Linked DNA regions of Homo sapiens: region 1 is linked to region 2. Evidence: chromatin loops called from intact Hi-C (ENCODE). Cell type or tissue: chondrocyte. All regions are shown on one strand. Each heading gives the region's core, and the rest is flanking DNA. Links, peaks and the distances in the headings are about the cores only.

The links. A loop is a pair of places that touch in the nucleus more often than their neighbours do. Peaks named below come from ENCODE experiments on the same cell type or tissue, not always from the same donor. Only the 100,000 strongest peaks of a DNase experiment are listed, where the experiment ranks them.
Region 1: a loop joins it to region 2, with 3 times the contacts of the local background. A loop is called at or near these places in 4 of 110 quality-filtered maps.

Annotation. Positions count from the first base shown.
Region 1 is chr6:168,059,334-168,062,236 of GRCh38, reverse strand. FRMD1 (FERM domain containing 1) reads left to right here. Exons shown (of 11, transcript NM_024919.6): 8 at 256-430; 9 at 1,180-1,476. Among named protein-coding and RNA genes, the nearest start is that of FRMD1, 18 kb to the left of the region's middle. RefSeq lists an enhancer at 2,825-2,903. In chondrocyte, for the core only: CTCF peaks have their summits at 1,372 and 1,575 (motif pointing left); no DNase peak of the experiment used is centred there.
Region 2 is chr6:168,883,313-168,886,215 of GRCh38, reverse strand. No RefSeq gene overlaps it. Among named protein-coding and RNA genes, the nearest start is that of LINC01615, 280 kb to the left of the region's middle. In chondrocyte, for the core only: CTCF peaks have their summits at 1,147 and 1,398 (motif pointing right); no DNase peak of the experiment used is centred there.

The DNA.
Region 1 (2,903 bases), core at 115-2,614, 820 kb after region 2:
CTGTCCCACCCCAGACCTCCACTCCCCTCACACTGCTGCGGGCACTTTCTAGCCAGGAGGGCTGTGTCCTCTCAAGCAAGGGCGGAGCAGAGCACAGTGTCCGCGCACAGTGTCCGCCAACAGCCATCTGCACTGCGAAGTGAAAACCTGGGCCTCGTCCCCCTGGGGGCCATGGCTGACATTTAAAATCATCCTTTCCTGTGGCTAGCGTGGTTTTCCACCTGTGGAGTGGCAACTTCTCTCCTGTTTGCTCAGGGAAAGAAGCTGGAGATCCAGCTGGATGGGCTGCCCGCAGCACAGAAGCTGGTTTACTACACGGGGTGCACCTGGCGGTCCAGGCACCTGCTGCACCTGCTGCGCGCCAGCCACCAGCTCCACCTCCGCGTGCGGCCCACTCTGCAACAGCTGCGGCAGCGGGAGGAGGCAGAAGGTGGGGCTGGGCTGGGTATGCTGGGCTCCGCAGCCGGACTGTGCCTTCTGGGCTAGGCTGGGCACACTGGGCTCTGGCCGGACTATGCCTTCTGTCTCTTATTGTTGTGGCCTCCTGACTCCCACGTCCCCCAGATGCTGAGGTCGAAGGGCGAAGTGGTGGCCCCCAGCTCTGCCTGGAGTGGAATTCTATAGATGGGACTGGGGGAAGCTGGGAGCTTGAGGAGCCACCTGAGGTTTCCACTTCTCAGTTTCCTGGTCTGTTTTCCACTTCTCCTCCCATCATGTGCCCACAAAGAGCAAGAAATGCAGGTTCCGACAAGGCCTCAGTGTTTACCCACAGGCCTGGTCTCCCTTCCTGTTCCACATCCTCACCTGAGCACAAGGCCTGGCCTTAGTGTTTACCCACAGGCCTGGCCTCCCTCCCTGTTCCACATCCTCACCTGAGCACAAGACCTGGCCTCAGCGTTTACCCACAGGCCTGGTCTCCCTCCCTGTTCCACGTCCTCACCTTGAGCACAAGGCCTCGCCTCAGCGTTTACCACAGGCCTGGTCTCCCTGCCTGTTCCACGTCCTCACCTGAGCACAAGGCCTGGCCTCAGCGTTTACCCGCAGGCCTGGTCTCCCTGCCTGTTCCACGTCCTCATCTGGGCTGTGGGTGTGCATTTCTGTCTCCCGGGCTCTTCCTCCTGCATCAGCAGGGCTGGTCCCTCTCCAGCTCGCCCTCACTGTGCTCCCCACTCCCCACAGAGAAGCAGCACTACCGGGAGTCCTATATCAGCGATGAGCTGGAGCTGGACCTGGCCAGCAGGAGCTTCCCGGGCAGTGGGGTCAGCAGCCAGCACTGCCCCCACTGCCTCTCACGCCACTCCGCCGACAGCCACGGCAGTTCCTACACGTCAGGCATCAAGGCCAACTCCTGGCTCAGGGAATCCAGAGAGATGTCTGTGGACGTGCCCTTGGAGGTCCACGGGCTCCATGAGAAGGAGCCGTCCTCCAGCCCCAGGACCAGCCGCAGCCACCCCAGCACACGTGGTGACAGCCAAGGTGGGCCCGAGGGAGATGCCCAGGCCTCAGGGACAGTGAGTGTGGTCCAGCCAGCCCCAGCTTGGCTGACCCTGGACACCGAGGCAGCAAAGCCCTGGCCTGCCCTCCAGTGGCCAGACGTGAGGGGCTGGGCTGCTTGTGACCTGAGTCCCAGGAAATGTGCCAGAACATGCCGGAAGAACAGAGATGGCAGGGAGGAGCTGCCTGCAGCCTGCTGTGCCCGAGTCTCCTGTTCCTGCCAAGGGGCAGCTGCAGGCTGGGATCAGAGACAGGAGAGGTGGGATCCTCTTGGGGTTGCAGATGAGTCCAGGTCCTTTAGCTTTCTCGGAAGCCCATCTCAGGAGCCCCTCCCACTCCTAGGAAGCCCCTGGCCCCTAGGAAGCACCCCCCCAACTCCTAGGAAGAACCCCCCTCCCAAGGAATGCTCCCCATCCCGGGAAGCCCCCCAACAAAACTCCTAGGAAGCTCCCCTTCCAGGGAGCCCCTCCCTCTCCCAGGAATCCCATCCCCACACATAGGAAGACCCCCACTCCTAGGAAACCCCCCACTCCTAGGAAGCCCCCCACTTCCAGGAAGCCCCCCATTCCTAAGAAGTCCCCTCACTCCTAGGAAGCCCCCTGGACTCCTAGAGACCCCCCCAACTCTTAGGAAGCCCCCCCCACACTCCTAAGAAGCCCCGTGGACTCCTAGGAACTCCCCCAACTCTTTGGAAGCCTTCTGACTCCTAGGAAGCCCCCCACTCCTAGGAAGCCCCCTACTCCTAGGAAGCCCTGTCCTACCAGCTTCCCTCCCATCAGAAAGCCTGGGTTAGACTCATGTCTTTTTATACTCAGTTGAGTAGGAGTGAGAAGACAGAGCCATTCAGAGTGTTCTAGGACCATGTGTCCACCTGGCCCAGGACGCAGCACCTTGTCCTGAGGGATGCACCCTGCCCATTCCCTGTGTGTAGGACTGTGTGTGCACCTGGCCCAGGATGCAGCACCCTGTCCTGAGGGATGCGTCCAGCCCAGTCCCTGTGTATGAGGCCCTGAAGAGCTTCCTCATTGCCCCAGAAAGGGGACGTGAGCTCTGCTGGTCTCTGAGTGTCCCCACGGCCCTGACGGTGGATGTGATGAGATCAGGTGGGACCAGCCCCAGGGCTCAGTCACCCAGGACCGCCCAGCATCACCTACAGTCACCCAGGGCCATCCAGGGTCACAAAACATCACCTAGGGCCTCCCAGGGCCAGGCATTCCTGTCACTAAGCCACTGTGTCCGCCATTGCCCTTGGAGTGTCTGGTCCACCAGGAAGGGATGGTTGGCCTCCATCTCTGAGGATGTATGCAAGCTCTGTGGCCTGTAACCCAGCGGGAATCACCGTGCTAATCCCGCATCTGCACAGCAAGGGGCCGTTTTATCAGATGTCGGGGAATGGAGCAAAAGCAGTC
Region 2 (2,903 bases), core at 308-2,807:
ATGCCGCAGTGTCGCTCGGCCGCAGACAGGCCGTAAATATACCATTATTAATCTCTGCTTAATAAATGAAAAGGCGGGGCCGCATGGCTGCTGGCTGCGGTGTCTGTGCGGCCCGGATCAGTGGCCTCTTTGTTTGGGGTGAGGTGGGTGGGGGACTGGTGTTGTCACCTGAAAACGGAGACATGGATCACACCCCTGTCCCCAGAAGGCCCCACCGTTCACCATTGATGACTCACAAACACAACTGTGGGGCTCTGAATCCAGAAAGAATGCACACTCGCTGGGCGTGGGAATGGTGGTGCCTCTGGAATAAACATTTACCCTGGAGGTGTGTGTCTGCTTGCAACACAAACGTCTGTCCATGCTGCAGTCTCTGTGTTCCCATCGCCCCGCATGACGCTGCCTCTTCACAGGGTCAGGAACAGCGCCTGTCTAGAGGGTGCAGGGAGAAGGGAGCAGCAGTTGTTGGCTCCGAGAGCAATTTTTCATGTCCTTCCACACAAGCTCTCCCTCCTCACTTTCAGTCACCTGCAATGGTGGAATTTTTTTACCCTTATTTTAAAAATTAAAATGTACACACATGAAGATTCCAAAATAATTCGTTACTTCCTCAAACTGCAGCAAATGGGGAAAGTCAGAGCAAGACCCAGATCTTTGGAATTCAGATCCACTCTTCACACCGCCAGACGAGGCTGGGATGGCCTGGGATTCAGGAGAGGCGGTGAAGTTGGAGGGGGTCAGCAGCCCTCACGGCTACATCTGCAGGAGGACCACCAGGGGCCAGGCCCAGCGCTGGGTGAGCCTCCCTCCTCCTCTGCAGCAGGACCCCCATGGGGCCAGGCCCCGGGCTGGGTGAGCCTCCCTCCTCCCAGGCTCTGCAGGCCTCCTGGGCCTGGGCTCTCCGTGGCCCCTATCTGAAGCCCCGCTCTTCATACATTTGGCTTCCCAGCTTCTTCCCAGGTAATCCGACCATTGGCTTTACCCAAATCACTCAGGATTCAGGAGGAAAGAGCAGGTGAGGCAAAAAGGAGAAAGGGAAGCACAGAAAACTACGAAGAAATAATTAACAATCCTTCCATGCTAGAAAGAGGAAAATGCATTCATCCTTTCAGAATCCCGCGGGGCGGTTCCCGCCTGATGGAGCCAAGGTCCCCGCGGGTCTGGAACCCCTGGACAGGCCCGGCCTGATGAGCCATGCACGGTCCTGCAGGTCTGGACCCCCTGGACAGACCCGGCCTAATGAGCCATGCACAGTCCTGCAGGTCTGCGGTTCTCAAACCCCTGGACAGGCCCGGCCTGATGAGCCATGCACGGTCCAGCAGGTCTGGAACCCCGGGCAGGCCCCCAGGCAGCCCCGGCCCTTGGCGGCACCCGCGGAGCCGGCGCGCTGCGCAGCCTGAGCACCAGAGGGCGCTGGCGCGCTTTAAACGCGGACGGGAATTGGAAGCCCTGGTTCTGCCGCTCCCCGGTCCTTCCCGCGTCTCACGCGACGCCGGCCATGCAATTATTTGTGCACATAATTACGGCATAAAACGGACGCACGGTGAGCCCTTTAACGCACCCTGTCTAAATATCTGATAGTTTTCAGTTCCATGGACACATTCTGGTGGATTCAGGTTTTGACACTTCAATGATTTCGGAAGCCCTGTAAGAAAAGTAAAACCGAATTACAAACAGGAAGGACAGCAGGAAGCCCTCGCCTGCAGTGAGAAGAGAAACCTCAACAACACTACGCGTTCTGAAAACCTAGCAAATCTTCTCCAACAAGGCCCATCTGAACGTGATACAATGTTTCTACTGAATAACGGCCCCACATACACATTTCCCCCAATTTTTCTGCATATTATTCAACCACCTTTTCATGTGCCAATGGCTATCTCTATTTTAATATTGTTTTCCTTAGAGAGAACAGAAAGAAAACTCAGTTTCCAGAGTCGCAGGAAATAGAGTTGTATTGGGACTGCGCGGTGAGCCTAAACCCGTGGTCCGCCGCAGAACTTGCTTTTCCGACTGCCAGCCCCGCCCGGCACTGCCGACGCTGGGGTTCTGAAAAGTTCTACCTTGCACAAGTAATTGCCATTGTGTTTGTGCCACATGCCTTTTCCTGTGTGTGATGTGTTTATCGCTGCATGTACTGCATTCTCGACAGGAGATGCTTGACAGACGAGGACTTTTGTTTGGATAAGGTGGGGATGAACCTGCATATAATTTAGGGTGTACAGATTGGAAGAATTTCCTGCAGAGCAGCTTCGGGGTCGGCGCCTTTGAGCCTTGTGTCTGCCTGGCTGTCCATCCCCCTGGGCCCTGGAGGACCCTTCTGCGTCGGAACTGACCTCTGGCCCTGCTCCTTCTTGTCACAGGCCGGGTGAGACACACGGTGGTTGGGTGAATGTTCTGGAAGCCACTTCCACACTGGGAAGATCAGCAGTAATTCAACTATCCACAGACGTGATGGTGAACCATGAGTGGATCCCACCATGCCAGAGTGAAATTACTGCAGTTCATCTCTTTTCAAATTGGATCTCAAAGTCCTCATGATCCCTTCGATGCCACCAGACACCAGGGAATGGCGGCAGAGAGGACATGGGAGGGGATGGAGAGCTGTCCAGACTCCGTGAAGACAGACATGTGTCCAGCTTCCCTCCTGAGTCCCTGCAAGAGACGGCAGCTGAGGGAGCTCACATTCAAGCTTCATGGACTGCACTGTAAATCCGTCTCCTAACAAGTTTGAAATGATTTAGAATAAATGAACCTAGAGTCATAGAATCACTGTTATTTGAGATTGAAGGGAACTTTTACATACACTGTCTGGCCTGTGGCTCTATCTGACAAATGAGAAAACAGACCCAGAATCTCAGAGCAGGGGCATGATACAGCACCAGCTCCCAGTTGGCCCTTTTTCA